Linked DNA regions of Homo sapiens: regions 1 and 2 are each linked to region 3. Evidence: chromatin loops called from intact Hi-C (ENCODE). Cell type or tissue: A673. All regions are shown on one strand. Links, peaks and the distances in the headings refer to the core of each region. The heading gives the core; the rest is flanking DNA.

Region 1 (10,941 bases), core at 1,677-9,676, 1.5 Mb before region 3:
GCTATGTGAAGAACTATTATATATATTATTATAATAGATGGGGCCAAGAGTGGAAGCCGGAAATATAATATATTTAATTATATCATATATATTAATATTTAATAATTATATATTTAATATATATTTAACAATTATTAAATATTAAACTTTAAACTGTACCCCTTCCAATCTGACCATTCTCAGCATCTCTGCCTCCATCACACTGAACCAAGGCACTAGTTTTTACCTTTCCTGTGTCACCACAGCAGTCTCCTAACTAGCTTTCCTGCTTCTACTCTTGGCCCCATGTATTATAATAATAGATATATAGTAGAAAATTGGCCCTCATCTATTGGCTATTGTTATTATATTAAATATATTATACATTTAATATATTATGATTATATATAAATTAAAAATATATCATTTAATGTATATTAAATATGATATATTCAATTATATTATATCTAATATATTTAATTCTAGATAATTGGATAATAGATAATCATAATATATTAAGTATGTTATAGATAATTATAATATATTAAACATATATAATTATAATAATTGATAGCCAATAGATGGGGCCAATTATCTACTATATATCTATTATTATAATACATGGGGCCAAGAGTAGAAGCAGGAAAGCTAGTTAGGAGACTACTGTGGTGACACAGGAAAGGTAAAAACTAGTGCCTTGGGTCAGTGTGATGGAGGCAGAGATGCTGAGAACGGTCAGATTGGAAGGGGTACGGCTTAAAGTGGAACCTGCAGAGAAGGCTCTCTCTCCAGGTCATAATGTGACTTTGTTGTTTCCAGCTCTCCCAGCCAGGGTCACTGTCCCATTGGGCTGGTCTGATTTGTTCCTCAGGCCATTTTGGCTCATCTCCTCTTGCTCACTTGGTCCATAAAATGTCACCTGAGCTAGTGTAGGCAAGAGAACATCGAGAATCTGTGTGGTATGATTAGCATTAAGCTCTCGTAAGTGGCTTAATGATTTTCACCATTGTGGGACTCTTAGAAATTCAAAAACTGAAACTGGCTTATCCAGGATTGCATAATAAAAGATTAACTGTCTCATATCTTAAGGCATTTGCTCCTTTTCTTATGACACTCTTTAAACATTTTACTCATCTTTGCTTTCCTTTGTGCTTTATTCTGAAAAAATTGTCCTTTAAATCTGTAAAATGCTTCCAGCTTTTTCGGAATCAAGAAAAGATTTTAATATTAAATGAAAGAACAAACAAATGAATTTTTAAGTAAATAAACTATTTTGACTTAGAGGGTTTGGAGTAAAGACCTACCAAAAAAAAGAAACGATTATTTATCTTACAGAGGAAAGCTTCACAAGGCATCTTAAAGCTTGTTTTTCATATATATATGAAAAGGAATGATGCACTAATATTGATTTTCTTTGAATACAGGACCTAAGAAATTGGCTTGGGTATTTAACAGAAATACCCAAGGATAAAAAATAAACACTTATTAGTTAGACAGAATTTCTGTAAAGAGAAAATTGTGAAATACTGGAAAGAATCAAATGAAGGTAGTTGTGATTGGAACTTCTTAGATGGTTAAAATAATTTGCTTTCATGTGCCTGAGACTGCTTAATTGCAATTCTATGTGGAAAAAAGGATAGAATGAATGAATTAAATAAAAATATTTTTACAATAAAATATATAATTCATATGTGGCTTTCCTATAAATTTATTTTTTGAAAAATAAAAAAATTCAGTTTAAAAATGTTCCAATGATAAAACTTTTTGTTATGTAATAAGATTATATCACATCTGAAGCAATTTGTAATGTGTTGTTTAAAGGAAAAAATAGTGAGCAAACACAATGACAGGTCAAATTTATGACTCTTTCTTGTTTGTCGTTTCTATATTCCGCTTGAGGATTAGTGTTCAAATTGAGTATAAGTAAGAATTGTCAGCCCAGATTTAACTATCCACTGTTGTAACCAGAATACATTTTAGGGTTAAAGATGAATAATTCAAGAACTATTTCTGGGAGCTTTTTTAACGTTGCAACTCTAATCAGCAGGTGGAATTTAACAGCAACTGCATTAATCAGAAACTAACAAGGTAAAAATTACTCCCTCTCTAGATACAGAAAATTTTTCTCATTTGCAGTAGCTTTTTTTTTTTTTTTTTTTTTTTTTTAAAGGGAGACCTCATTCAGAGTATTTTTATTTAGTACCTAGCAGGTAAAGCAAAGTAGTTGAGAGCCTGCCACGTGAGAGGTAAGATGTGTGCTTATGGATCAAAGATGGTCTCACAGCAAAATATACTCCATTGGGCTATTAGAGAGGCTTAGCTGCATTGCTTGTCACTTCACATACACAGTTCCTCACATATACTCACACATCTCTACTGCTGCTATTGCTAGCAGTTTTAATTAGGGACTGTCTAGCCAAGCACAACTTGCCTGCCTTGCACCCCCTGTTCTCCTCCTCTGGGGTTGACTGGAGCTCAGTACTGCCAAACTGTTGATTGAAAACTTCTTGAATGAATGAACTTATCAAATACTTCCATGACTTCCTGGTAGTCCTGGAAATGTAGTCCTAGAAATGTAGTCCTATGATGCCTGGTACAGTGCTCCTGGCCCTTGTAAGCCTGGACTAGACTGACCAGTCTGAGTGTAATTAACATTGCCCCTGCAGAAACAGGGCAACTGAGAGGTGGTGGCTGTGTGGATGAGTCTCCTGAGGACTGAACATTGTGCATCCACCTGGGTTTAGAAGCACCAATTGTAGTGGTCAGGGTTTTCCAAAGAAACAGGGTCAATAGTATATGTATAGACATATAGAAAGATATTTATTTTGAAGAATGGGCTCACACAACTATGGAGGCTGAGGAGTCTCAGGACCTGCCATCAGTAAGCTGGAGGCCCAGGAAAGCTGGTGGTGTAATTCCAGTTCAAGCCCAAAGGCCCCAGAAACAGGAGCATCAATGTACCCCAGATGGGAGAAGATGGATGTCCCAGCTGCAGCAAAAGGCAAATTCACCCTTCTTCTGCCTTTTTGTGCTATTTGGGCACTCAGTGAATTTGATGATGCTGGCCCACATTGATGAGGGTAAATCTTCTTTAATAAATCTACTGATTCATATGGTAATCTCTTTCAGAAATACCCTCACAGACACACCCCGAAATCGTATTTTGCCAGCTGTCTGGGCATTCCTTAGCCCAGTCAAGATGACGTATAAAACGGACCATTCCATTTCATCAGTGTGAAGTGAGAGTAATCTTTGCGTGGCATTGCTGTGTTGTTACAAATGCCTATGTGAGCTGAAGGGAGTGGTTTGTTACTCTGAGTTTTAAAAAGTAAACCTAGGTTAAAAACATATAAAAACATTATGATATTTTTGGTTACTATAGCCTTGTAGTATAGTTTGAAGTCAGGTAGCGTGATGCCTCCAGCTTTGTTCTTTTGGCTTAGGATTGACTTGGCGATGCAGGCTCTTTTTTGGTTCCATATGAACTTTAAAGTAGTTTTTTCCAAATCCGTGAAGAAAGTCATTGGTAGCTTGATGGGGATGCATTGAATCTATAAATTACCGTGGGCAGTATGGCCATTTTCACCATATTGATTCTTTCTATCCATGAGCATGGAATGTTCTTCCATTTCTTTGTATCCTCTTTAATTTCATTGAGCAGTGGTTTGTAGTTCTCCTTGAAGAGGTCCTTCATGTCCCTTGTAAGGTGGATTCCTAGGTATTTTATTCTCTTTGAAGCAATTGTGAATGGGAGTTCACTCATGATTTGGCTCTCTGTTTGTCTGTTATTGGTGTATAAGAATGCTTGTGATTTTTGCACATTGATTTTGTATCCTGAGACTTTGCTGAAGTTGCTTATCAGCTTAAGGAGATTTTGGGCTGAGACAATGGGGTTTTCTAGATATACAATCATGTCGTCTGCAAACAGGGACAATTTGACTTCCTCTTTTCCTAATTGAATACCATTTATTTCCTTCTCCTGCCTAATTGCCCTGGCCAGAACTTCCAACACTGTGTTGAATAGGAGTGGTGAGAGAGGGCATCCCTGTCTTGTGCCAGCTTTCAAAGGGAATGCTTCCAGTTTTTGCCCAATCAGTATGATATTGGCTGTGGGTTTGTCATAGATAGCTCTTATTATTTTGAGATACATCCCATCAATACCTAATTTATTGAGAGTTTTTAGCATGAAGGGTTGTTGAATTTTGTCAAAGGCCTTTTCTGCATCTATTGAGATAATCATGTGGTTTTTGTCTTTGGTTCTGTTTATATGCTGGATTACATTTATTGATTTGCGTATATTGAACCAGCCTTGTATCCCAGGGATGAAGCCCACTTGATCGTGGTGGATAAGCTTTTTGATGTGCTGCTAGATTTGGTTTGCCAGTATTTTATTGAGGATTTTTGCATCAACATTCATCAAGGATATTGGTCTAAAATTCTCTTTTTTGGTTGTGTCTCATCTTATGATATTTGCAGTATGCATTTGGTTTTTGAATTTGTAATTTGTTTTGACTTTGTTTCTCAGTCTAAAACCTCAGAATAGAAGAGCAATATGAGTTTAATGATATCTAAATCAGCTGTTTTATATTGTCAGTGAATTAATAGTAAAAGGAGGATAAAGAAAACAAGTCTGTTGCCTATTTCTCATGTTGAATTTGCAGAAGTTTTTAAATTTCTAGTTTTAGGTTTTGCACATAACAATAAAAAATGGTTAGATAAGCTTTTGTTTGTTAATGTAATATTGTTTTTATAGGATACAAATAGTAAAATCAAGGAAGCTATGTTATTTTGATAAAATTGAGATACTTAAATATCTGGATTTGGTGACAGCAACAGTAAACTGACTGATTTGTTAAATAAAACCTTTTGCCTTTAGTAGAGCTATAAAGTTAGTCATAATGGTTTAAAAAGATATCACTTACACAGCTTAAATTCATCTTGATTTAACCAAAAATATTCTTCTTGACCTAAGACTCTATTGAAAATATCTATCGGATTAGACATTTCAATGAGAACTAGTCTCTCTGTCTTATAGTAGCTTGAAGTCCTGACTTGTCTTTTTTCAGCATAGTGACAGAATTAATTCCTTTTATTGCATAAGAATTTAATTAATTTCTAAAAGCTCTGTGGGCTTAAAATTATTTTGTTGTCAATTTTTAATATAAAATCTTAGATGGTATCACTGAGATGTAGAATCAAAGAATGTATGTTGATAAAAATTAAAACTAAATTGTTTACTTATTTTGCCTATAGTCTTTGAGAAATTCATATATACTCTTTTAAACACTAGATGGCACTAGAAATGTATCATAATAAATTGTTTCATCAGGAGGAATTATTAATTTTATGACCTCCTAAGATGGTGTGTTCTTTGGTTATATATTTTTGAACATTTAAAATAATTTAACTATTTCCACTAGTACCTTTAATTACTGAAATAAGTAATGAGGTTTCCAAACTGTAGAAATACATAATTCATAATTAAAATTTTTCAAAGTATTATTTTAGTGGTCCATAGATATTGCCACACCTCAGGTTTCCTCATCTTATGAGATTGCTTCCCTTTAAGTTCATCAAAAAGAAGACACATGCTCTACAAATAGAAATAATGAGTAGGTTCCTGAATTGTTTACTAACCTGATTACCCATGAGGCATGAATCATCTGAACACACTGGAAAAAGATTTAAATTCTTGACACATATTACTTCCTTCAAGAAAGATAGCATAAAACGAATGATATGCCACTATATGAGGACATTAATGACAAATTTTTCATCAATTTAAGAAATATTTACAATTAGTCACTGAGTAAGATAATTGGAAATGCCCTGAAATCTCGCAATATAAACACTTTCCCAAATTTGACAGTATTCCTAAAAATTTACCATCATCAACAATGTTTTGTGAAGCCGAAAGACACTTTTATATACTATCATTAAAACATGTTGGTCAGCTGTGCTAGAGGAAAGGCGGCTGAGTTATAGTCTTTGTCATGTGGCAATATGATCGAAGAGTGTAGCCAGTCAATGGGGTATTTCAGATAGTAACATAATCCAAGCGTTAAGATCGATTCTGGATCTTGTGATTTTTGTAGCGTTTGTCTACTTTTAAAACTTTTTGATTTGTTGTAACTTCTTTTCTCATTCTGAATACATGTTTACTTTTATATGTAATTTTATATATATTCTTTTTCTTCAGTAGGGCTTAAAACACTGTGTGAGCTTCTACCTGCCCAAACCTGGATTCATTCTGTTCCAATGCCTTTTAAGTCCCAATAATGTCTTGCTCCCATTTAACTCTCTGGCCTTATCTACATTCAGCATATTACTTTATATTTTTATAAAAAGTAATTATTCATTTTTGTTCACATAGCTTTATTTTTTTACCACCGGGATTTTATGTATGTTGTACTCTTTGTTTTTTATGTCCTTTCCCTTGGGATTGTCTTTTAAATTTGTATTTATCCAAGTCTATGAGACATGTCTCATATATGAGGTGCAAAAAGTAATTACGGTTCTTGCTATTACTTTCAATGGCAAAAAACACAGTTACTTTCATAGTAACCTAATGTTATTTCCTTCAGGAAAGGGGCTGTGATCTCTCTCCTAAACTTCCACATTTCCTCAAGCCAGCTAAGAGTAATTTCTCCCTCATCTAGAAAAACGTATTTTTATTTTCTTCTGTGACACATTTCTATGTGTATTTAACATCCTATATTTGTAAGAATGTATTATTTTTTCTACTGGGTTCTTAACTTCCTGATGAAAGGGACTGAATATTACCCATCTTTGGGTTTCTTACAGTACCCAGCACAGCTCCTTATGCATCATTGGTAACCCATAAAGATGTTTAAGATATATTAATGAATATATGAAAGCTGTTTGATCTGAGGGTCACAGCATATATTTTTCTCTGCCTGTTCATTTGAACTCTTAATTTTTCAGACTTCGGTACATGGTTATATTTAAAATAAAATATGCAACAACCAGAGACTTTAGGAGACAAAAAAGAGGATGTTTTCTGCATTTACAAAAAAAATTGTGCTTCTATCTCAGTATAGACAACATCACGGCACCATAGTTTCCACTTCTGGCATATTTTTAGTCGCTTAGGAGTTGACAAACTGCAGCCTATGGGCTCAGTCTAGTCAGTTGCCTGTTTTTGTAAATTAATTTTATTGAAACACAGTCACATCCATCATTCTAATAATGTCTATGGCTGCTTTCAAGCTATAATGGCAGTGTCAAATAGTTGCAACAAAGACTGTGTAAGGAATCAAGATGTAAACCCTGAAATAATTTAATAGATTTTACTTAGGACTTTTGCAAAGGGGTAGGTTGCATCATCTTCTCTAAAATGGGCAATTTATTAATTGCCAAACCATTAGTACAGTAACAAGACATACTATTTCCTATAAAGTGTTAATAAACTAGCATGTTGTAAATTTATGTATATTTTTAAATGCAATGCAAAGAAAACAGACCTCAGATTAAAATACATATGATGAAAGAATTACATTCCTCTTATGTGACTTAATAATTTAAATACTATGAACATCCAGTTGAGAAATTCAACCAGCTTTCTTAGGCCTTATTTTTTATGACCTACTTAAAGCTTTTATCACTGTTGAGCTTGACCTTCTTAAACTATTCTCTTGACTTCTTTGATACTGCAGTGTTTCCATTTCTACCTACCTCCTAGATGGGCCTTACCTATGTCCCATTTGTCCTTTCCTTCTTTCCTCCTAAAAATTTCAGCATATCACAAGGGTTGGTCTTACCTTTTTCTAACTCATTATTCTGATTCCTGAAAAGATCTTTTTTTCATGCTTTCAGTTTGTATCCCATTGTAAACAATGTTCAACTTATCTCTAGTATACATCTTTCCTTGGTTTCAGCTCTACAACTTTAAATGCCTGTTGGAATGAAACAACATTTTTTTTTTTTGTCCTCAAAAATCCCTGGTAACTAAGTTATCTTGGTCCTGTTTCTGACTTTTTGTTTCATACCTTCTCATCATTTTCATAGTAAAACAAAGTTTTCCCCTTCTATTCTAATCATATTGCCAGAGTCTTGGTTCCAAATCTGTATTGCTTCACATTTGCACAAGCTGAGTGTTTTAACTAGTTTCCTGACTCTTCTTCCCTCTAATTCATTTTACAAAGTATGTTAAATTTACTTATTTGGTCTTTGAAAGAAAATATCCTAGAACATACATTATTAGTTTTATTTGTAATTTAACCAACTAACAATTGAGTTTGATTATTTATTAGTTACTAAATATTTAATTGAATAGTCATGGCTTGCCAGGCACTATTCTAGGCTTTGGAAATGTAGTAATAAACAAAACAGAGATTTCTGTACTCATGGAGTTTGCATTCTAGTTTGAGGAATAGATGATAAGGTAAAGGAGCAGAATTATAGTATTGAATTGTATGTGCTAAAGATAAGAATTAAGAGGGTAGGAAGATATAAAATGTTGAAGGAAGACTCCATTGAATAGATGACTAAAGACATGATGAAAGCATAAGAAACTGCCATGTAGATACATGACAGGAGAGCATTCTAGGCAGACAATACAGCAAGAAGCAGTTAAAAGATGCCTAACATATTTAAGGAACAGCAGAGAGGGCAGTGTGACTGTTCAGTGTGACTGAAGCAGAATGAAGAAAACTGAGACAGATAAAAAGGTTAAAGAAATGGCAGGGGTCCAGATCTCAGATCTCAGAGGGTCATGAGATGTTGATGCACAGGAGAGTTTTATGCAGAGAAGGGACATAATCAAAGTTAGATTTTAGGAGATTTGCTTTGGATGCTGTGTTGAGAACTAAGGGGAGAAAGGGTAGAAACAGGAAGGCCTGTTTGAAGACCTCTGCAATAGTCCTGATGTTGAATTAGGGTCCTAGGGAAGTAGACTCTGAGACTGAGATTAATGTAAGTGTAAGTTAGATCTTGGAATTGATTCCCATGGCAGGAAAGGGAAGAAAGCAGAATCAGGTGATGGGAGAAGTTGGGTTGAGATATAACGTCCTAAAAGTTCTCAGCCACCCTAGTGGGAGTGCTAAAGCTGGAATGGCAAGCAGACTGCACTAGGTTAGAAGATTTGTCCTTTATCCCCCAATGTGGACTAGTCATTGGATGTGGGATGTCCCAGGAAGATAATGTAACCTTGGATGAAATAGGCTTTTTCAATGGAGGCAATTTCCAAAGAGGGATAGCCACTGAGTTGCTGCCTACCAGAAGTAGAGTACTCCCTGAGCAGGGGAAGTTAGTCTTCCAGGCATAAAGGGGTATCTGTGTCATACATCACAGCATCCTATACACCAGGAAAGAGGTAATGATAGTTTGGACCAGGGTATTGGCAGTGGGAATGATGAGAAGCTATCAATCTATGGACATGTTTTGAAGGTAGCACCTGTAGGACCAAATTATAATGTTCTGATGGATTGCATTTGGGACATGAGAGAAGTAGAGGGGGCAAAATTGACACCGTAGCTTTGGCTTCAGCAACTGATAAACGGATATTTCATTAACTGAGATGAGGAAAACTGTGGAAGGAACTTGTATTAGTCTGTTCTTACACTGCTGTTAAAGACATACCTGAGACAGGGTAATTTATTAAATAAAAAAAAGAGGTTTAATGAATTCACAGTTCCATGTGGCTGGGGAGGCCTCACAATCATGGTGGAAGGCAAAAGGCACATCTTACATGGCAGCAGGCAAGAAAGAGGATGAGAGCCAAGCAAAAGGAGTTTCCCTTTATAAAGCCATCAGATCTCATGAGACTTATTCACTACCACGATAACAGTATGGGGGAAACTGCCCCCTATGATTCATTTATTGCCCACTAGGTCCCTCCCACAACACATGGGAATTAGGAAAGCTACAATTAAAAATGAGATTTGGGTGGAGACACAGAGCCAAACCATACCATTCCACCCCTGGCTCCTCCCAAATGTCATGTCCTCACATTTCAAAAGCGATCATGCCTTCCCAACAGTCCCTCAAGTCTTAATTTATTTCAGCATTAACTCAAAAGTCCACAGTCCAAAGTCTCATCTGAGACAGGCAAGTTCCTTCTGCCTATGAGCCTGTAAAATCAAAAGCAAGTTAGTTACTTTCTAGATACAATGGGGGTACAGGCATTGGGTAAATACACCTGTTCCAGAAGGAAGAAATTGGCCAAAATAAGGGGGCTAAAGGCCCCATGCAAGTCCAAATTCAGGGGGGCAGTCAAACCTTAACGCTCCAAAATGATATCATTTGACTCCATGTCTCACATCCAGGTCATGCTGATGCAAAAGGTGGGCACCCACAGCCTTGGGCAGTTCTGCTCCTGTGGCTTTGTGGGGTATGGCCCAACTCCTAGCTGGTTTCACGAGATGGCATTGATTGAGGATTTTCCAGGCACAAAGTGCAAGCTCTCAGTGGATCTGACATTCTGGGTCTGGAGGACGGTGGCCCTCTTCTCACAGCTCCACTAGGCAGTGCCCCAGTGAGGACTCTGTGTGGGGGTTTCAACTCCACATTTCCCTTCCACATTGCCCTAGCAGGGGTTCTCCATGAGGTCTCTGCCCCTATAGCAAATTTCTGCCTGTACATCCATTCTTTTCCATACATCTGCTGAAATCTAGGTGGAGGTTCCCAAAGTTTAATTCTTAATTTCTGTGCACCCACAGGCTCAACACCACATGGAAGCTGCCAAGGCTTGGGGCTTGCACCCTGTGAAGCCACAGCTCAAGCTGTACCTCGGGCCCTTTCAGCCACAGCTAGAGTGGCTGGGATGCAGGGAACCAAGTCCCTAGGCTGCACGGAGCAGAGGATCCCTGGCCGATCCCTGGCCCCGGCCCACAAAACCACTTTTCCCTTCTAAGCCTCCAGGCCTGTGATGGGAGGGGCTGCCACAGAGATCTCTGACATGCCCTGGAGACATTTTCCCCATTGTCTCAGCAATTAACATAT
Region 2 (10,941 bases), core at 1,197-9,196, 1.4 Mb before region 3:
TGGGTACATTAACATATGCATATTTAGGGAAATAAAAAAATAAAACATGCGTGCTGTAATTACCTATTAGAGAAATATTCTTTACCTTGTAATCTTTGCTAACATAATCTTTGTATCATTTTACAGCCTCCAGAAATGAAAATCACAAAACTCCTGAGCCTAAATTAATCATCTTCTTAGAACAACAGTAGCAATTTCAGGAAAGAGAATGTCCCATGGTTACTCTAACATTTTTATTGGTATTTGGGAAAGCTGAAACTAGATTTCCTATATCGAGTTCATTAAAAGAACTTAAGATCATTCCTGTGTGACTTACGGTGTACCTTTGGTCAATATGGATCCGAAAAGTAGTACCTTTTAAAAAAGGCGTGCCTGTCTTTGTTAAGTTCTACATAGTCCTCTAATTTATCCCTTAGGTTTCAGCTGAATCATCATGTCTTCGGGGAAGAATTTCTTTCCCTCTTCTAAACTGCATGAGTTCTTCTTGGAATCATTCCCATGGCACCTCCATCCCCTTTCCTTGTCTGAACTTTCATCAAGATTTACTGTAATTTCTCTTTCTCTCGTAAATTGTGCACTGGATTGTAGGCGCCATAAAGGCAAAGATGGTACCTGTTTGGTTCCCTGCTTTATCCCTAGTGACAATAAATAGCCTACCACCCAGTAGTTGCTCAATAATTATTTGTTACAAGAATCTCTCTCAGGTATCACAGTGAAGTGACATGGAAAGTATACTTCGAATCTTGACAGCGATGTTCTGCTCCCAGTTCTGCCTCTAAATGATTGTTTAACTTTGAGCAAGTCAATTTGAGTGTCCCTTTCCTTAACTGTAAAATTGGGGGATTACAGTAGGTGACCACTAATATTGTTCATAACTTTATGATTATACACAATTCCATATTTCTGGGATTAGTTCACATATGAATGTTAGCAATATAATATTTAAAATGAGCAAATCCACAAAGGCATAATGAATGAAAAAAATTAGTGTAAAGGAGTTATTTCCATCTGCTTGTTACTATTATGCATTGATTTTACTAAGTGAGTTTCCAGAAAGATTAGCTGCTGAAAATGGCAATTGGAAACTGAGGCATGAATGGGAAAACAGAATGATGAAAAAGTTGGGGCCTTGGATAGGACAGTCGGGGTGACGGGTTTGGAGCCAACAGAAATACTGTCCCCTGTTCCGTTTAATTCAGTGGTGAAGGTGTATGGATGTGTGACTGTGTGCTTCCCTTTGCAGTGCCACATTTGGGAATTCAACATCAGCTTCATTAGTTACAAAGGCAGCAATCCATATCCAATTTTCATTTTGTAGCAGGATTGTTAATGTATAAACTACACTCTTTGCTGAAAACATTTGCAATTAATCCTATAAACAAACAAACAAACAAGCAAATGCAAATGTTACACTGCCTGCCCCTGCCAACCCCACTGACTCTGAGGTCTGGTCACCATTTATTATACTCAAAAATGAATTGAAATTCCCACTTTGGCCCTAACCTAATTTTCAAGTGATAATAGGCATGGATTCCCAGAAGCACTCTGTGCCTCTTGATAGTAACGTCCTAATTTCCTTTCCCGATAAATGTTTTAAGTAAGATTTTAGCACCAAAGGAAATTAAACTTTAAATTAATCGTAATTATAAAATGCCATCACTGATTTTTGTCTTCAGCCTAATTACTTTCTATTATTTAAACAAACCGCACCTCCTGTGAGCTTTAAGTTTGTTTCTCTTTCACTCCCTGCCACACAACGCCAACCAGTCATAGCGGAGGCCTCCGTGAGTATCTTCTGCCAGAGCAGCCTCATTTAAATGTCACACAGGATTGAGGGTTTGCCTCCAGCTCACTTATTTCCAAGGCTCTCTTTCAGTAGCTAGGTGTAGGCTGCTTTGCTCAGATGTTTTCATTCCGCAAACCTGGTGGCCATCCTTAGAGATCTAGTGTTTCTTAGCCCTCCTGCTGTTAAGAAGGAGACCTCTGAACACAGCCTTCTGTTTCTATGAGATGCCACTTCTAAAACTAAAGCAGAACCGGGCATAAGGAAGTGGGCACCGGCCAGCATCATTCGTCAAGAGACTAACTTTGAATGTCATCTTCTCAGCATGTCTCTGATTTGGAGGGCTTTTAAAGAGACTTCATTTTCCTGTGCCAGCGTTTTGTCTTGCTCTCATTTGTTGTTTGGAGATGGGACTAAAGAATCCCAGTGATTTTATTTTGTGAGTGTGTATGTCAACATTCTGCTGCAAAAATCACCCCACTTTTCTGCTACTTGAATGCTTTCTTTCTCATGCCATTATCCATGAGAAGGTAGAGAGAGATGGTGAGGTAGCTAGTCCAGGACACCCACTGCTGGTAGGCTGTGGGGGTCTGCACCACTGGAAGAAGCAGAGTCAGCAAAATCAAGGTTTTTGTTTATTCATTTCTGTAAATGTCACTACTTTCTCCTCCTTCAAGTCACATGGTTTCTTTCTTATTAAGGCTATTAAAACAACATCAGTATTCTTCATCTGCTGGATAACTTCAACTTACCCTGCCAGAAATATTCTTTGCATAAAAAATACCTCTTTTGTTACACCCCAGTTAAAGGCCCTCCTTTGCTTATCTGAATAGTGTTACCTCTATATTGTGTTGTAGAAACAAAGCTCTGATTGTTCTTAATTAACAGAGGAGAGAGAATGAATCAGCTTCTTTCCCCTCATATTCTTGACTTGGAAATATCAGATTTATTTAACGATGAACATAGTATGTGTGTGTGTGTATGTGTATGAGTGAAAAGCAATATAGAATAATGGAGGCGATATTATTAGAAAAGAAAGAAAATAAGAAGTGAATGTTGAAGAATCAGACTCAGTTTTGACCTGAACATCCAAATTTAAAAATATAGCTTATGTGTTTTCTGTTAGATGATCACAAGAGGGAGCAATTTAATAGAAGGCTGAAAAACAAACCATTGCTCACCAATCTGGGGAGATTATGTGAAAATTATTACATGTAACACTGTTGGAGAATGCTGTGGTCACTAATAGGAACTTGAATTTGATTGACAGGAGGAAAATTCGCATGTAGCATCTGTCTCAGGTGTTGATCACTTAGTTTTATACATGGCAGCATGTCTTTCTTACTCTTGTTTAGAAAATGACAGGTGCTTTATTCAAATTACTTATTCATTTACTCTGAATACATTGAATTCTGAGGAGATGTCATATTTCCTTGGCAGTTTCCATAAAGGTCAAGGAATGTTTGTGGAGATCCAATTGATTCATTCATTTATTTTGCAAATACTTCCTGAGTCCTCTTCTAGGTTGGGGATTTGGTAGATGCTAAGGATACAGCAGGGAACAAGACAGGGGTGGATCTTGATGGTGTCTCCTACTATTCTTCCATCCTGAGTGAATCAGTGTGTACTGTATTTGAATGTCGGAAGGTCATGAATGAGCTAGTGGCTTTGGGCAAGTCATTTAATCTTTCTGGGCCTATAAAATTAAAGTGCTGAAATAGAGCAGTAGGCAGGTTTCCATCATTTTTAACCCAGTACAACTCATAGTTCAAAACAAATCATAAGCAGAACAAATCGATATTAAATTAAATAAATGCAGTAACTTCTGTGCTTTGGGCAGAGGGGGGAATGGGAAGGAAAGGTGAAAGATGACACCTTTTTCACCTTGGCCCCACTAGGATTCTGTAGGCATAGTGAGAGATTAGTGGCGTGCAAAGCCTGGGTCTTCAGGCTTTGTGATCCTGTTCAGAGATAACAAAATAAATACCAAGTTTTGGTTTAGTGGGAAACTGGCAGATATGGACAAAATTTTTTCAGTCAGTCACCATCAAATTCATAAGACAAATGTTATAAAGAGAAGATAAATTAGTAAGATACTAAGATTATGTTACATTTTACTTGATTGCTTCAGTATGATGCCAGATAAGTAAAATAAACATATTCTTCTCACAATTCTCCCTGTCAACCTGGCACCCAAGAACTTGGCACCTTTTCTGAACTTCTAATTGTCTCCTCTTAGATTATGTTTGAAGAGTGATTTATAAACGTGAAAGAAAGCTCAGACTACCAAACAGAATGTATGATATGGCCCTAACAATCAGATGGGAGGAATGCAGTTAGATGATAGATAGATAGATAGATAGATAGATAGATAGATAGATAGATAATAGATAGATAAGAAGAAAGGAAGAAAAGAAGAGGGGAGGAAGGAAGGAAGGAAGGAAGGTAAGAAGGCAGGCAGGCAGGCAGGCACATAATATACCAAAATTTGAACTGAGTATCAGAACTCAGAATTATGGGGTTATTTTAATTTTCCTTTTTTTATTTATCTGTATTGTCTATGCTTTCTGCATTCCTTTATAGACAGGAAGAAACAAATATTTTTTTCAAGGGGAAATAGTTTTCCCTGCTCCCATGTCTACCCTCCCCCATGGTTGAGAGTACGCGATTGTGCTCAAAGAACTGCATTCAAATCCAATGATCCTGACAAACTGGAGAAATGATAAAAACATACAGAATGGAATTCAATACACAGAAGTGTAGGCCAGCAGGCTTTAGAAGAAAAATCAAACAAAAATAACAGAAAATTATTAGCCCCAGAGAAGTGAATAATTTCCTGTGGTTTTCTTTTCAAATGAAAGATTCAATAAATTGATTGTGACTTTTATCCCAAGGCCAGTTGATTTTGAGGAATTCAGGACAGGTTTTGATGCATTTGTGCTTGGTTGGTGTAAATGTGCATGTGTCTAACTCCAAGTTTAAGCATCTTGAATTCATTTTTCTGCATTGATTTCAAAATAAGTCCCTTAGGATATTATTTTTTAAATGATATTCCATGTCTCTCTCCAGATGATTTCATCATTAAACAACATTTGCAAATACATTGAATCTCTTTTAGCAAAGAAAATGACTACTTAGTAAAATGAACCCATTTGCTAGAGGACCAACATTTAGTTTTAGTTTAACTATTAAGCCAGTGATTTACAAGAATACATAATAAAAATTGAGAAGTAATAAAAATTGAGAAGTCATGATGATTTTTTTTTTTTTTTTTTTTTTTGCTAACATGGATTAGCAATATTTTCTGTGGCTGCATGGCTTCCTTTTAATTGCCACATCGAACAGTGCTAATAAAGCACTGAGGACAGTTCCTGATTCTATCACTGTGAGTGGACATCCAACTGCAGTGGGGAAAAACCGAGGATGAAGTGAGACAGAAGAGCCACATTTATAATAAAAGGCACACCCGACCAGGAATCTCCAAACATTTTCTTTCTTTACAGAATAGTGTAAAAGAGAACAAGTAGAGGGGAATAGAAGACGGGAGGCCATAAGGAAAGCTCTGCATGGCTGGTGACAGATGAGACAGCAGAGAGCCCTGCCACAAAGACAGCACAGCGAGATGCCTGCTTTCCTGGAGAAAGCCTTTTCTCCCAAGATGTATCACTGCCTTTTCATGAACAAATATATGAAAGTATGTTGTTAAGGTGGCCCACTCAAATAGGGTTCTAAGGTCAAGCCACATCCTCTAGAGCAGGGACCTCAGCTTTTATCCTGGTGAGAAGCTACTCATCTAGAGGCAGATCACACCACAGCAGGAGATCTTGAGCGGGAATTCCTGCCTGGTGGCAGTGAGTATGGAGCTGGCCTGGCAGCAATACAGCCCTGAAGCCTCTTACCCACAGGCATCTGATGGGCCAGTGAGCTGCATCTATCCTCAATCTGTGCCCCACAGATATTTTCAAGTGTCCAGGACACACGTGGAGTGTGTGTGCGTGTGTGTGTATTTGGATGTGGACTGAATTGTGATCCCCCTCAAATTCATATGTTGAAGGCCTAACTCCTAATATGCCTGACTATATTTGGAAATTGGCCCTTTGAAGAGGTAATGAAGGTTAAATGGGGTCATAAGGATAGGGCCCTAATCCAACAGAAAGTGCCGTCTACAAGGCAAAGACAGAGGCCTCAGGATAAACCAAACCTGAGGTTTCTAACACCTAGATTTTGGAGAGCAAATTTCTGTTGTTTAAGCCACTATGTCTGTGGTATGTTTTTATGGCATCCCTAGCTAACTAATTCATGGGGGAAGGAGTGTCACATCTAATTTGGGATCTCTGCTCTGAGGGTTGCTGTCATCCCCTGGTAGGTACAGCAGATGGCAGTGGCACCCTGTGAGTCTGCACAACCAGCTGGCCTGCCAAACTGTGGCTCTGGCTTAGATAACTAAAGGGTCAGAGATGTAAACTTCAAGGTCCAGATTTTTTTCAATGGAAAAAAACAGAAACCCTTGCAATATAGTGTCTGCTATGATGTAAATGTTAGTGTCCCTCCCCAATTCATATTTTGAAACATAATCACCAATGTAATGGTGTAAGGAGGTAGGGCCTGTAGGAGGTGGTTATGTCATGACAGTGGAGCCCTCAGAAATGGGATTAGTGACCTTCTAAAAGAGGCCCCGGAAGGCTGCCTTGCCTCTTTTCCACATGTGAGGCTACAGCAAGAAGGTATCACCTATGAGCAAGGAAACCAGCCCTCACTAGAAGCCATATCTGCCGGTACCTTGATGGACTTTCCAGCCCCCAAAACTGTGAGAAATAAATTTCTGTCATTTATAAGCCACCTTACTTATAATATGTTGCTATAGTACCCCAAAGGAACTAAAACAGTATCTCTATAAATATCAATCAAACTGGGCCCTAGAAGAGTAATGAGATACTGCTTAAAAGGATACATAAGGGAAAAAAGTTCTCAGGCATTTGATGTTCATGAGCCTAACTCTCTGTTTCAATGATGATTTATTGGTATTTCATTGGGTCTAGGCTTGAGTCTTTGCTCATTGAGCTCAAACCCTCTCCATTGCTTCCTGGAGGTTTCTGCCTCTTTCCTCTGAAGTTTCCTGGATACACCTGTTGCTGTGAAGCTGAGGTATCAGAACTGAGCACATAACTGATCAGCTTCATGTTGACTTAAAGAACATTTTGTCCAGTTGCCATCATTGGGCCCTTATCTCCACAGCCATTCTAAGCACAAGCTACAGAGCCAAAACTGTCCGCTGTTCCTCATAAGGCTCTTAGTAATGGAAACTTAACCAATTTGGCAAGCAGGTAGCTAGCACCTACTCCTGCCACTATGTTTCACTGCAAATAATGATGCATTATTGCAAATCCACAGTGGGCAAAAATAGGCACATAGAGACCCTCTCAGTGTTTACATGTACATTAAATCCCTCCCATGTTTCAGGGTTTGCTTGAGAGTGGTTTTATTTTAACCTTTCACCCAACTTTTTAAGGATCAGGATAATTTTTTGTAATATAATTACCAAAATGATACAGAAATGTCAAACCTTTTTTACTCTATGGATCGGAAGTCATATGTCCAGGCATCGTCTGAGGATAAACATCAGGAAAGTGATTACATACAGAGAATATCAACCCAAAGCATTGTAACCAAAAGATACTCATAACTGTCTAGGTGTGAATGACTACAAGTAAATGAACCTAACTGAAAGTCACCAAAGACAACTGGACAGACAGCGAGCCCAAATGAACATCTCCTCCCACCTGTTTACTAGTCCCATGAACATCTGAGGCAAGCGTCAGTCTACTTGTGTATAAAAATTTAGAAGGGTTCATATTTTGCGCACTGAGCAATAAGACTAACATGATAAAACGTGTCTTTGAGAAGTCTGCTTGTGTTTTGGATTAATAAAGGCAGATGTGGTGTGTGGTCAAGATACACATAAAAACATATATGTTATTTTTTGGAGTCTTTCAGGGGAAAAAGGCTTATTAGATGATTGAGAGATAACTTGATCTTTCAACAGATATTGGTGACTTTGAATCGCCTTGAATTTACATTGCTTTGGCCAAAACTTGATTTAGGGCAGAATTCCCTTAGAAGAATTCTCCAGAATATCAAGTGCTTTTTTCTGGAGGTGTCCAGGTCGGAGAGGGGCAGGGGTTGATGGAAAACAGGAGTCTTGTGTTCAAATATTTTGGGAGACTTGCATTAACCATACTTTTAATTTCTATAAATTGATGCTTTAACATCTACAAAATGACCACTAGCTGTTTCCAAGTAAGCCCTGGCTCATCCCCAAAAAGCATGTGGAGATTTTAGATAGCTCTAAACCTATGCATTAATAGTCACAGTGAACATGAATTTCATGGGGCGCAACTTTGCAACATAGCTAACCTATCCTAATAAGCCTTCCTACCCTGCCTCATCCATTTCTTCTTGTAGGATTTGAACTAAAGGTTCCACTCTCTCTCTGCCTCATGGCTGACCCCACTCCTTCCCATGTGGGGCATGTGGTATTCTCCCCGGGGAACTGTGGATATAATCAAGCCTTAGAACTCTTTCTGGTTTTTCTCTTTGATCTGTATCTGGCCTCAAGGTAATGTGATTAAAACAAAACTGTGGGTTAGAAAACAAAAAAAAGGACATACTTTTTTCTGGCAGTACTCTCAGAAATGTTAATATATAAATGTGCATTCTAAATTTTCAGTGTCAAACTTACTTGGCTTTGGAATCTTTTTTTTTTTTTTTTTGAGCAGTATGTCTTGTGGAACTAGCATTTCTGAGATTTCCTTTGAGAGGTGCTATTCTGCTAAAATACTGATTATGCATGTAGGAGACATGGTATGTCAGTAAGTATTGTCTGAAGATAAAAATGCACTGGTATCATTGTGAAATGAAATCAAACAACATAGCCCAGAGAAAGCCCAACTTCCATATGAAAATCAACTGGGGACTTCCCCTTCATCAGGGATTTGGCACACAGACACTGAATGGTAATATCTCAATGAACTTACATAGTTTGTTTGGTCCACACATTTTAAAATCCGTATATATTTTGCCTTTCCTAATCTTTGAATAAATCTTTTCTGTATAAGACAAGTGCTTACTGGATGTCTTCTCTTGTATAGGCGCTAGGTACCTCAAACTCAACCTGTGCAAACTGAACTAGTGATCTTATTCCCATTTTTCTTCGCAAGTGGCAATTCCATCTACCCATTCACTTGCATCAGATACCCAGTAATCTAACAGTCTCCTCTTTTTCCCTTATCACAGTACCCACCATTGCCCACTAATCATGTCATTTCGGCATGTCTCATGGCACATCTATCCTCTCTATCTCCAATACTGATCCTTGTCCAGATTCACATTATCTCATGTCTCACTTTCATGGTGTCTTAACTAGTTCTCTTTTCCCTAATCTTTCCCCCTCTTGAGTCTCTTCTTTATAATGATGCTAATGTATTTTTTCTAAAGTACATTTTTGATTATGTTAATCTCTTTTTATAAGCTACCTGCTCTTTCATCTGTGATTTTATTATATAAAGCCCAAACTCCTTAATCTTCATACCCATTTTTCTACTATCTCACCCATACTTGTTTTTCCAATTTTCTCCAGCTGTCTACCTGTAGCACAGGAAACAAATTCAGTCACATTAATCTGGCCGTGATATGCTTTTTCACCTTTTGCCTGGGACCACCCCTCACTTCCATATCAGCTACACAATAAAGATCTATTCATCTTTCTAGATCAAGCTCAAAACTGTTCTCTATAAACCTTCTCCTGATCTCTTTCTTCTCTTTACCCACAGCGTGCACTACACAGTTTCATACTTATTTGCTCATATGTTTGTTTTAACCTCCTAGTTGGCAAGTTCCTACAGGTAAAATATTATGTATGACTCATCCTAAAATCTCCAAAGGCTGACACAGCACTTGAAATACTGAGGAATATTTTACAAATGCTTATTTAGTGAAAGGACCATTATTTCCTTTTATATATGAAATAAATTATATACTGTATACTTCTGATTTTAGATCATGTATGAGTACGATTGAAAAGTGCCTCTTCTACATTAATCACTTGATATTGCCTCTTCCTTTCCAGTATAATTGGAAAGGGAAGAAGAAACAGATATTTATCTTTGGATGTTTCCCTCAAATCACCATATTCTCACCTTCCTCTTTCCTTACTGTTTCAAAAACCCAACATTATAAATATTTTTTGAAACCAAGAAAGATGATTCCCAATTCTGATTTTTCCTCAGAGTAAATGTAACTATATAGGCAATTATTCATGATAGTACCCTCAGAGAATAGAAGTACTTTCCCCAGTTCTCCTGTTTTAGATCCTTAGGGGCAGGGATGGAATGAAACCTTCTACCCTCCATGTTTCGGAGAGCAGAGAACAACAGAGCCACTGGGAGGATTGTAAGAGGGTACTGTGATCTAAACTCTGGATCAAGCAATATGTCTCAATGTTGAGACTTTGACATAGTTAGAGTTCTAGCCATTTGTGTCAAATAGTAGGAACAAAAAGGACAGATGGACATTTGATTTCCCAAAGACAAATTCTCTGAATTAATCTGAAGTCAGTTTTTATAAGAATCTTAGCAACTATTACAAATTGTTGATTTTGGGGATTTGTAGTCTTGGGTAAAACTGGTTAGTTATCAATACCTAATAAAGGGATCATAAAAAAGAGAATGGTCAAGTTAGCCACATTTTAAAATCATTTCCATCTCCAATCTCCCATCTCTGTTCCCTACTAGAATTGTTTATAAGAGGAAATGATTTTTAAAAGGTTTTCAATGAAAAGAAAGAAGTTATGTTTTCAAAATGGGTGCTTCTCCATTCTTCAGTTTGCTGGATACTGTTATGAGAAACACTTTAGTCTGATGGGCACAAAAGGCTTATTTTCCATTCTAATGCTGTGTTGTAGGATCTTGTCTGAGGAATAGGAAGGCTAAGTAGGAGGCAGTAAAGGAGATGCTTTGAACTTGAAAGAAACAGAATAGAGCTTTAATACTTACAGCTGTCCTCTTCTTCAGTTATACATTTCACAACATAACAGGCGTAGATGAAACCTGCCAGCTGAAACAAAACAGAGATGCTTTAGACATCAGAAAAAGGCACCAACA
Region 3 (10,941 bases), core at 1,713-9,712:
TATATATTTTGAGGGGTCAAGGTTTTATAATGCTGGGTCAAATTTTAGCTGCTGAATTAATAAACATGAATTTAACTCCTGATCTGTGGAAAAGCCATTCAACTTTTCTATATTTAGTTTTCTTACCTAAGAAAATAAGAACGGTCGGCCAGGCACGGTGGCTCACACCTGTAATCCTAGCACTTTGGGAGGCCGAGGCAGGTGAATCACGAGGTCAGCAGTTCGAGACCAGCCTGACCAACATGGTGAAACCCTGACTTTACTGAAAATAGAAAAAAATTAGCTGGGCGCAGTGGCGGACGCCTGTAATCCCGGCTACTCAGGAGGCTGAGGCAGGAGAATTGCCTGAACTCCGGAGGCGGAGGTTGCAGTGAGCCAAGATCGTGCCACTGCACGCCAGCCTGGGCGACGGAGTGAGACACCATTTCAAAAAGAAATAAAAGAAAATAAGAACAGTCTAAGTTCCTTGTAATATTGATGAAGTAGCAAGAGACAGCTTTAAAGCTGTTTTCATTTCTTTGGAAGATTAATAAAATAAATTTGATTCATAATTTGAATCCTGAAAAAATGTTTATCTCAAACATGCTCTTAAGTAGAATTCCAATATTTTCATTTTTTGTTGTTTGTTTCTCCTCCTATTCTTTTAACAAAATCCATGCAAATTAATTAAAAATTTGCAAATTTGTCTAAATTAGTTAATTTTACAAAATTCCCAATTGCAATGTGGGTTACCATATATTCTACTAAAAATCTAGTTCTAAAATTTAGAGTTAATACACTTTCTGAATAACACATAATCAGTGATCAAAGAGAAAAAGAGATTTTGCGTCATCTTAAAAGTGAAATAGATCCCTGAGCTTAATGTTCCATTTCAAAGCAGTCAATTGGATTTTTTTTCATTTTTATAGTTAGATATTCTGTGCCATTTCTTACTGTTTCATAGAGACAATTTTTCCAGCAGTTTGTTGGGTCTGGAGTTATAAAGTTGAATAAGTGACAATCAATCAGTGATCTCAGAGAATTTATAGGGTAGTAGGAAGGGAAGTTGTACGAGTAAATAATTATATGATTTCACATTGAAATGGAAATCTGTACTGTGGAGGTCAGTGGGCTGGGTATTGTCAATAACCAGGATAAAGTCTGTGTGGTAGGAGCCCACTACCTGCTTTACCATCTGCTGCTACTCATTCTCCTGCCCCTGTCAGTTCCTCTCTCTAATGGCCAGCCACTTCACTGCAGATGGGGGGAGTCTTTCTTATTTATTTTGTTGTTACTATAAGTAAGAGACTTACATGTTATTCAGGTATTTGAATAACATTGTTTATTGTCTCTTTTGAAGTAATAATTGATCTCTACCAACTTATTCTAAAATTAAAACATAATAAATACACTGTTTTTTTTTTCAGAGATGGGAGAATGCTCAAAAACATGTAAGATGTGGGTAGGTTTCTCAGCAATACTATTATTCTTTACCTGCTGTCCATTAGCCAAAGACCAATTCTGGCTGCTGACAGTGTAGCAGTCCATTTGCCACTAAAGTTATGTGAAACCTATTTTTGAAAATGTAATGGATTTGCACTTTACATTAAATGAAGTCAAAATATAAACAGTGTCCTAGAAATGAAAAGTTAATCGTATTAAACTAATATTTAAATCTCTGTGCAAAAATTGGCTCTTTAACAAAATGTTTGCAGACTAATGATATCTTTTCAGTTTTGTAAATCAGGTTGTTCCATATCTGTGGAATCAGAAGACATTGAAACATTTGGCTCATCTGATTCATGACAATTTGTTTATATAAATACCGCATGTTTCAGGGATCTACAAATACTAACTTCTCTGATAATTTCCTGAAAAAACACCCCCAAGTGAATTATGCTGACATTTTAATCTAGGTCCATCCTGTCTCTGATTTAAAAGTCCAAAATACTATTTATCAATTTCAGAATTACTATAATCTTTAGTTGAATATTGTTATGGTCATCTGTTTTTTATTTAAGTCATTGTACTTTATTTCCAAAAACACAGCTATAAACAAAACTATGACAAGATAAAATCATTTGATATGATGAAATTTTCATTAGAATATGTGTAGTGGAGGCAGTACAGATGAAATACTGTAGTAGGTGTTGGAAACGGTGGGCTCATTATCCTGTCTTTTTTATTTTTGTATAGGTTTAGAATTTTCCCTAACAAAAATGTAGTTTCTTTTGTAGTTGGCAGAAATCAAAAGGAGACAGAAAAATTATTTATAATGAAAATTTGTCTGTCTGGATTAATGTGTTTTCAGTAGTACAATATTTGGTGCAGCCTTCTTGTGTTGTACATGTATGGACTCAGGGTCGATTCCTCCCCTAATGTCATGCAATTTTGAAAATGGAAATGCTGTGCAAGAGCAGATGTCAAATCTGATCTTCTTTGCATGTGTCCTCAATAGTTTCAAGGATGATATTTTTGTTGGTTGGATGCAAGCTGGCAGACTTACTGAAAAGGCATTTGGTTTTAAACTGTTAATTTCTATTGAGATGTAGATCATGTAGTAGTTTGTGAACTAATATTTTAGACGGGTGAAAACGCAATTGAGGTTCGTGCAACTGCAATTGCATTTGCACCAACCTCATAAATGAACTTTAAAGCTTAAAATCAGAGAAGGAATAGATGGAGTTATGAGGGACAAACATGATACTGCTATGATCCCGAGATTTTCCTCCATTGAAATCTTTCTTTTGCAGGTAGACATTGTAGAATGACCTCTTTAAAATACACTTTTACCTGGAAACAGTATCTTCAATGCATCAGTGTGCATTTGTGGACTGTTTTCTTTGGCATGTGTTGGACGCGGGACAATGAGGGGCAGGGAAGGCTTAGGGAGGGAACTAAGTCTTAGTAGAAAGAAGAGCCCATAGATAAGGAACCCTAAAACATGCCCAATCTATGTGCACACAGCCCAACCCAGGACAGGCTAAGGTTATTAAAGAGGTAAACCCCATTGAGAGATGACCAGCCTGTTGGGACACTCAAATGGGAAAACTCAGCACTCAGGGGCATGTTTCTGAACCTGACCGCTGAGGGAGAAAGCAGCTGACAGAGAAACCAAACAGTCTGTGGGAGAAGTGATAAGGCCCTAGGAAAAGCACTACATAATTTGCAGGTGTGTGTGACCTCCGTGCTCTAATAGAATCTTAGGTGTGATGAGGTTGTTTAGGATCAGTGATTTAAGAGGATATAAAGAAAAAGGAGAAGATAAGAGGAAAATTGGCTGCAAATTTTTGCAAATATTTCTACAAATTCTAAGGTACTTTACATACTGATATTTTAAAATCTTTTTCTTTAAAATTTAATTACAAATTGCAGTATAATTTTCTAATATTTTGAGATCTCCAAGAAGTAAAACATCTGAGCAGAATGGTGCTCATTTGTTGAAATTTTTGGGCATATTATTTTCTTCTTTTCTTCCATTTGTTTTAGTCAACAATTATTTAATACTTGTCTACTAAATGTCAGTTATATATAATTACTAATTGAGACCATTTAGTCTAGGTTTGACAAAGATGGTACTAGCATGCATGCAGTTTTCCTCCAGAAAAAAAATTAATTATGTAAATATCAAGGGTAGACTGAATTCAGTTTTGGCAAAAGATATTTTCTCTGAATAAATAGCTATAGTAATTAGAATTATTTATGAATCAAGTAATATTTATTTTATGTAACAACAAATAAAATTAGCATTTTTATAATCATGTTTATATATAAATGAATAATTATCTTACCAACAAGAGGTAAAGCATGAATTAGAAATCAAATCAACATTAAACAAGTTATAATCAACATTTGACAATAATTAAATGAAAGATTGAATATATATGTGAATCAACTACTACATATCCACCTAACTTCGTGTCCACACATAATTATTGCTAAACATGTGATGGATGAATGAATGAAAGTGAATATCTAAAACAAATGACCCAATCTTACTTTCCATTATTAAATAATAATTCAATAATTGAAAACAGTAAAGACAATCAGAAACCATACTAAGTCAAATGTGAAGTGAGCCGTTATTTTTTGAAATTTTTATTTACCCATTATTTCCCATTCTGATTAAGTATATTTAAATGTTTATCATATAAGTTTTTTTTTAATAAATCCTTTTTCTTTAAAGGAAAAATTCTGAACAAAGGAGAAAAACATAGCAAAAAAAACTTAGAACAAGAGGGAAGAAAGATTCATAATGAAGCTTGCTCATTCTCTCGGATATATTTTGCCCAGGGCCACACTAATAGTGATTGGTGCCACTGCAGTTTAGGGAAGGGCATTTTAGAGTCAAAGGCTTGAACTTGGGATTGGTTGTTTCAGGCTTTATTCTCACATTAGTCACTAAGGGACCTTCAGTAAGTCATCTTATTTGGTTCTACATGTGCCATCGATTTCAAAGGGCTGATAATACAGACATAATTTAAATAGAATTCTGAGATTTTCAAATTCAGATGCTCAACAAATGCAAAGTGATATTCCATGGCCAGTTAACAGTGAGGCAAAACAGTGTTTGGAATCTTTATCTTATGATTTAAATTGCTTCAGTCATGTTTTTCTTTCAGTAAGCTCCATTCTCAGCAATTCCTCTAATAAGTTTATGTCTTAACAAAAATTCTTCGTGTCAAAAGCAACACTTTTTATGCTCGTTTGTGTTTGTGCTCCCCTGTCCCTTTTTTATTTATATATTTTTCCAAAATCATACTTCATGGTAATTTATGTTTTTTTCATTCCAAGAGCCGGGAAAAGCTTCTGAAACCAAACAAGGGACTGTAAAAATTGCAGCACAAGGTAAGCAATAAAACACTTTAAAAAGCATTGCCTTTTTTTAAACATCTATAGCACTTTATTGACAAAAGCAAAAGCTGTTTATTGCAGAATAGCACCATCTGCTGGGATATTGCAAAAAAAATATTGTTGAATGAAAATACACAGTTCAAGTATTTATTTAGTAATTGGAGCAAGCATGACTGAGAGTAATGCCAAATTTGCAGAGGAACTGCTGAAGGACCCAAGAACTAGTCTTGGCTCCAAGTTTCAGTATTTGAGCTTTATGTATATTTTTAAAAATAATCCATTGATGTGCATAAAGAAATACAAATACAGATATAAAATAATGTACACTTTTCTATAATTTTCAGTATACCTTGTAATTTATGTTACATGAGAAGATCAGAATGTTATTAAAGCAATATTACTTCATAAACATCAAAACTGTAAAAATGGGGTTCCAGATATGGCTACAAAATAATTATCCTATTTTTATGAGCCATCTAAGAAAATTAATTTCACCATTTACAAATATCTTCAGGATAACTAAAGTGGTTTCGTCTCACACCATGAGGATTAATTTGATGAAAGCATGAGGGAAGGGTTCAAGTGTTCTGCCTTTGTTATGTGGCAAAACTTTATGGAACACACTTAGAAAATAAAAGATACAATGTTTACTGGAGAAGATCTTTATCATCTCTTCTATGCTAGATTATATAATATCAAGCAATAAAGGAGATGCACATAGGTGGTGGTACAATTTTCAGGGGTAGAAGGCTCTCATAGCAGACTTCTTAGCACATCACATGATGTATGACCGAATGTATTACATCTGAGCAAAATTTTTCTCTTGTATTTAATCTTGGACCCAGCAACATGCAGAATCACCCCCGAAAATATTGGTAACATGGGTTTGTTAAATGCCATTTGACTCGAGGATGTTGTCTGTGAGCAAAATAAGCTAGAATGATTAAAAGCTATGATACCAGTTTTTAGTTTTCACATTGAAAAACTTGTTTTTCTTTAGGAAAGTTCTGATAGGGAATATAGTAAATATTATGAACGATAGAAAGGCAGGACAAATATTATTACCTTTGGTTTTTTAATACATGAAAATGCAGGTCAGGGTGAGTTCCTCAAGCCAATGACTACCAGTTTAAGAAATCATTGCTATTAGTGTATATATGTTTTCATAGAAAACCACAATCACCTTAGGCTCATTCTGTTTGACTGAGACTTCTGAGGACCATAGTGTAGATGTGGAACTACGACTTGAGGCAAGAATTTTGTGTTAGTTACTTCAGCCTCATGTTAGAGGCATTCATGAGGAGGAAAATGAAGAGATATCTGAAAATTTGATTCATATTTGAGCTTGAGGCCATGGGCTCTTTAAACTACATTTAACCATTCAAGATTTAAACTACATTGGACAAGTCAACCTTAGAGCTTATCATTTTGGAATAAAATATTTATTTTTGAGGAAATAGTAACCAAGAGTTTCAAAGTCTTGTTAGAATTATCCTTGGAAGGAAATTGGATGAAAAGATTGATGAAGCACAGTGAACAAGGCAAGAGTGAGGTATTCTGTGTATGCGTTTACTAAAATAAAAATGACACACCAATGCAGGGACACATCAAAGCAGAACTGCATATCATTCGCGTCTTTGCAAATCCTCCATAGATCTTTCTTAGATATGTTTATTTTAATGCCATAGGCATATAATTAAATTATGCATATAAATAATTAATATTTGCAAGTACTTCACGTGGAGACAAAACTTAAAATTGGCAATAATCCTATAGTAGACTGATTTTTTGAAGTATAAAGTGACAAAATTGATCATGATCTTTGTGGCATGGTAAAAGGCTAGATTAGATCTGTTCATTTATTTATTTTTAACTTTTACAACAAAGGACATATTAAAAATCTGGCTTTCCATACATATGTATGTATATATGTTCATATTTATTTATAACTATTATTAAGATTTAGCATATATTCTTTGGAATTTTAAAATAATTTAAGGAAATTATTTTAACAAAGTTTTGAGACACTGAGGAGGCAACAAAATAAATATCTCACTACTACAGGAAATTCCAATTTGGAGATCTAAGAAATTTAGGTAGATATAAGGAATGGCTTTTGTTTCTATTAAGACATGAGACAATAACCTCAACTAGGATGGTGGCAATGACATAAGAAAAAAAGCACAAATGTCATTAACATTTTGAAGAACTAATATCTGATAGAGTATATCAAAAGAAACAAAGGAAAGAATAAAAATGATACTGAGCTTTGGAAACTGGGTAATTAGGAGATGGTAATTGTTAAAAATATTAAGTTTCAGGGGAAGAAACTAGCTGAAGGGAAAAAACTAGCTGAAGGGAAAAGATGATTCATTCTTCAGTGGATGAATGTTGAGCAAAAGTAAAATAATTGGACAATAATTTTTTTGGAGCCAATTAGAATTTAGATGGGGGATCAATCTAGTTCACAGGTATTACATAAAAAATTGTTGGAAGAAATTGATATAGACCCAAATTGGAAAGGAAGGAGAGAGATGGGGAATTATTTTTTTAATCAGTTAGGTGCAATGATGAGGTAGACACCTAGTGATATTAAAATGCCAAAGAGAGAACACATGCCGTAATGGAACTCGGCTTAAAAGATGGGGTATGTGCACTCTGTGTTAGTGTATTTCCACTGGCTTTTTTCTTCTGGATTCCTGAAGCAAACATTAAGAATCTCCTGGATACTATAGGAAGAACACAGAAAGAGAACAACATCAACAAAACTAGAATGTTAGCCATTCCAGTCTTTTTACAATGTGAAAACCAAAAACCCAGTTATTGAGAACCATGTCTACTCAGTAAATTCAGGAGTCATCCAATCCCATAACAGAGTTAAGTAGATTAGAACCAGGCAAGCTGAATTTGAGGACCAGAAGTAGGACACGTGGAACACAAGCTACAAAACCGTTCTAGAAACAATTGAATCCCGAGACCCTGGCTTTGATTAGCTTGTGGGCCTGGAATCCAGCTTGGTAGATAACATGGCTTTCCAGTTGGCAATAAATAAAAGCCATGCACCTTCAAGGGATCCAGGGCAACAACAGAAACCAGAATCAGTTATGATGGAATAGGTCAAATTCCTTCATTCAACTATCTCCATTGTCGCTGAAAACTGGAAACTGAAACTATCAAATATATAAGAATGGGAAAAAAGAAGATACATGTGCATACATGCATGCTTGCATCTCTATATGCATATGTACAGATTGTTTTTCATGTATTATTTTAGAAATCCAAAAATTTGTTGTAATTTAACAAGATTTTACTAATCTTGAAGGAATTTAAGTTTCAGAGGCTTTCTTGTCTGTAGAATTTGTAAGAAACTACAGTTTTGCTAAATGTATTCACATTCTGAGCCCTCTTTTTGGCGTTGGTCAAGGCCTTTGTCAGGTTGCCCTTTAGATGTGTGTTTATGGTTAAATTGATGAAGTTTAGCGTTCAGAGCAATTCATTGACCAGAGCTCCTTCGAGGGGGTAATTTTATGTTGTTTCATTTTGTCTTTCTTTAGAGAGTTCCCCATACCCATCCATCCAAATCATGATTGGATGATTTTGAAAATTGTAAAATTTTTTGAAGGAAATTCTTATTTTCAATGTAAAGAATCAACAACAAAGTCTGTTGAGTCAAACTCAGAGACTTACTAAAATTAAACCTCATGGCTTTGAAATTCATCAGGCCATGTCCATATCATTTAATTCATTTTCGGTGTTATCTTTGTTTTTATCCTTATTATATCATTGGAATAAACAATTTCTTAACTTAAAAACATTGTAAATATAAATCTGCTATACATTTTGTGTATTATTAGTTAAAACCACATCAAAAAGAAACAAATGTCCCAAAGTAGAATTAACTTATTTGTAAATTCACTTTTCTACTACAAAAGTAATAGCACGTCAATAACATTTAGAAAATAGAGAAAAATAACCTGTGGTAAATTAAAATACATTTTCTTCCTGTCTTTTATTCCTGATTTTTAGAGCCAATTCTGCTGCTTATACTCTGCAAATTATTTTAATGTTTCAGAGGCTTCATTTTCTGCTCTGGGCTGCCTTTTATAACAAGGTCAGGATGAAGACCCAATAAGAGGATGTACCTGAAAGAGCTTTGGCAATTGTAGCACAGAGCAAATGTCCATAGCAGTTGTTTCTAAGTGTTTTCTAAGTGTTGTTTCTAAGTGATCCCCAACATTCTATCCCGCTGAGGTGAGATTACCATACTGGAATATGCACAATCTCAAATTCAACTAATGTGGCCTAAGATACCCCTGAATGATTTTGGCTCCTGGATAAACATTACACAGAACCAGGGGTCATATTGCTTGGAGCAATTCTAAGCCTGTTGAGCACCTCTCCCAAATATTTCTGGTAATACCCATAAGCAACAACGTGGATCCAGATTTAGATTCATGGTCCAGAATTGGATAAATATCAGCACAGAGGAAGCCAGAATTCAAAGGTGATTAAAGTGTTCTGTACCTTTTTCTCTATGTAAAAGAAGGCATAAGTTTGCTAAAAGGAGGGTAGGATATTTATTTTCCCTTCCTGAAATTGGGCATTTTATACATGGTTATTATAAGTGCAAATGTAGACTGCAGACTAGTATATAATTCCTCAGTAGCTAAGCATAGATAATTTTTGGAATATCACTTCCACTTTTTTTGATTAATCCAGTCACAGCCTATATTTTACGACCTTCTAGAAGAGATTGTGGTTTCCTCAGATATAAAATTTAAAATCTAAAATGAATTTACACTAAGCATATACATATAAATTTGACTTCTTGTCTACGTAACTCCATATATTTTTTTCTTCTTTTGCTAATGCTTATTTCTGAGTTTACAAATATCTTTATATGAAGTAATATTTTCTGCTTACACTCCTATCATAGATTTGGATGAATTGATTAGTGTATAGGTGACCACTGAATTTATGAATATGTGGAATACATTCTCATATTCTGGGGAGTATTCTGAGGAATGGTCATTTCATATGCCTTAACGCTATTTTCATTACTTCAGCAGCAGCTAAGAAGGATGAAAAGAAGGAAGGTATGTTTTATGCAAAATCCCACTGAGCCTTTTGTGAGTACAATTTACCAATATCCTGAGTTGGGTTTTGACTGCTATTCTGTCTATATTCCCCTTGGATAACTGGATCTATTATGTGCATACATTTTGCATGAATGTGCTTTTTCTACTTCACCTCACACAGAAGGGTGAGCTACTTTTTGAAAGTAATTTTAATCTAGTCTTTCTCAAGATATAAGGAATAAAACATAGCTTCTCAAAATCCTAGGGCTCCTACTCTGTTGACAGTTTTATCAAATTTCAGAACTATGTAAAATACAGACTCATTCTCATCGGCATTCAAATCAAAGTCTTCTAAGCCTTTGGGGTATATAAAACAGTAGTCAAGTTTCAATTTCACAGCTTTAAGCTTTTTATCTGTTTTTTTTTTTCTCCCATTGCTCTGCCTCTCGGATTTTTTTGTTCTATTTTTTCTGGCTTATATACCGCTTTTCATTTTTTCTCCTTTTGAAACATTGTCCATAATCAATATGCAATATTGGAGGAGCTTGGGATGAGCTGTGCTTTTGTAGATTCAAGAGATCCAGTGTCCATGACCAGCTAAAAAACATATAAAACACTCCTTGTAGGCAGCAAGACTGAAATATTGGTATCAGCTTCAACCCCATTTTTTTCTTTTTCCCCTGACATTTAGTCCTCCAGAATTTTCACTTTTCCTGAGCTATCCTTTTGTTTAATTCTTCCTATAATAATTAGAACAACTAATCATCATTCACAGGATCCAGTTCTTTATTTGTGATCTCACATTGCCATTTGTGACCTCATGTTGGTCTTACTAACTTCTCATGTAAACTAGATCAATAATCTCCAAAATCAGTGGTCAAGGACTCCTGTGGGTCTCTGAGATCTTTTCAGTGGTTCTATAAGGTTAAAATTATTTTTATAAATGATAGGAAGTTTTCATTTGCCTTTCTCACTGTCGTTCTCACTTGAGTGAGACTTCTAGAGGATAAACAATGGTAATAATACAACA

Evidence for each region. Hi-C counts contacts between places; a loop is a spot of excess contacts. Peaks named below come from ENCODE experiments on the same cell type or tissue, not always from the same donor. Only the 100,000 strongest peaks of a DNase experiment are listed, where the experiment ranks them.
Region 1: a loop joins it to region 3, with 4 times the contacts of the local background. A loop is called at or near these places in 6 of 110 quality-filtered maps.
Region 2: a loop joins it to region 3, with 5 times the contacts of the local background. A loop is called at or near these places in 3 of 110 quality-filtered maps.

Annotation. Positions count from the first base shown.
Region 1 is chr6:124,848,846-124,859,786 of GRCh38, reverse strand. No RefSeq gene overlaps it. Among named protein-coding and RNA genes, the nearest start is that of RNF217, 110 kb to the left of the region's middle. RefSeq lists a silencer at 3,077-3,277. In A673, for the core only: CTCF peaks have their summits at 5,062 and 5,264 (motif pointing right); no DNase peak of the experiment used is centred there.
Region 2 is chr6:124,791,292-124,802,232 of GRCh38, reverse strand. It overlaps NKAIN2 (sodium/potassium transporting ATPase interacting 2), which reads right to left. Exons shown (of 7, transcript NM_001040214.3): 5 at 10,834-10,894. Among named protein-coding and RNA genes, the nearest start is that of RNF217, 170 kb to the left of the region's middle. In A673, for the core only: CTCF peaks have their summits at 2,700, 2,900 (motif pointing right) and 6,145 (motif pointing right); a DNase peak (open chromatin) is centred at 6,162.
Region 3 is chr6:123,387,510-123,398,450 of GRCh38, reverse strand. It overlaps TRDN (triadin), which reads left to right. Exons shown (of 41, transcript NM_006073.4): 13 at 4,774-4,827; 14 at 9,900-9,929. Among named protein-coding and RNA genes, the nearest start is that of TRDN-AS1, 47 kb to the left of the region's middle. In A673, for the core only: a CTCF peak has its summit at 4,904 (motif pointing left); a DNase peak (open chromatin) is centred at 4,910; H3K27ac peaks cover 572 bases.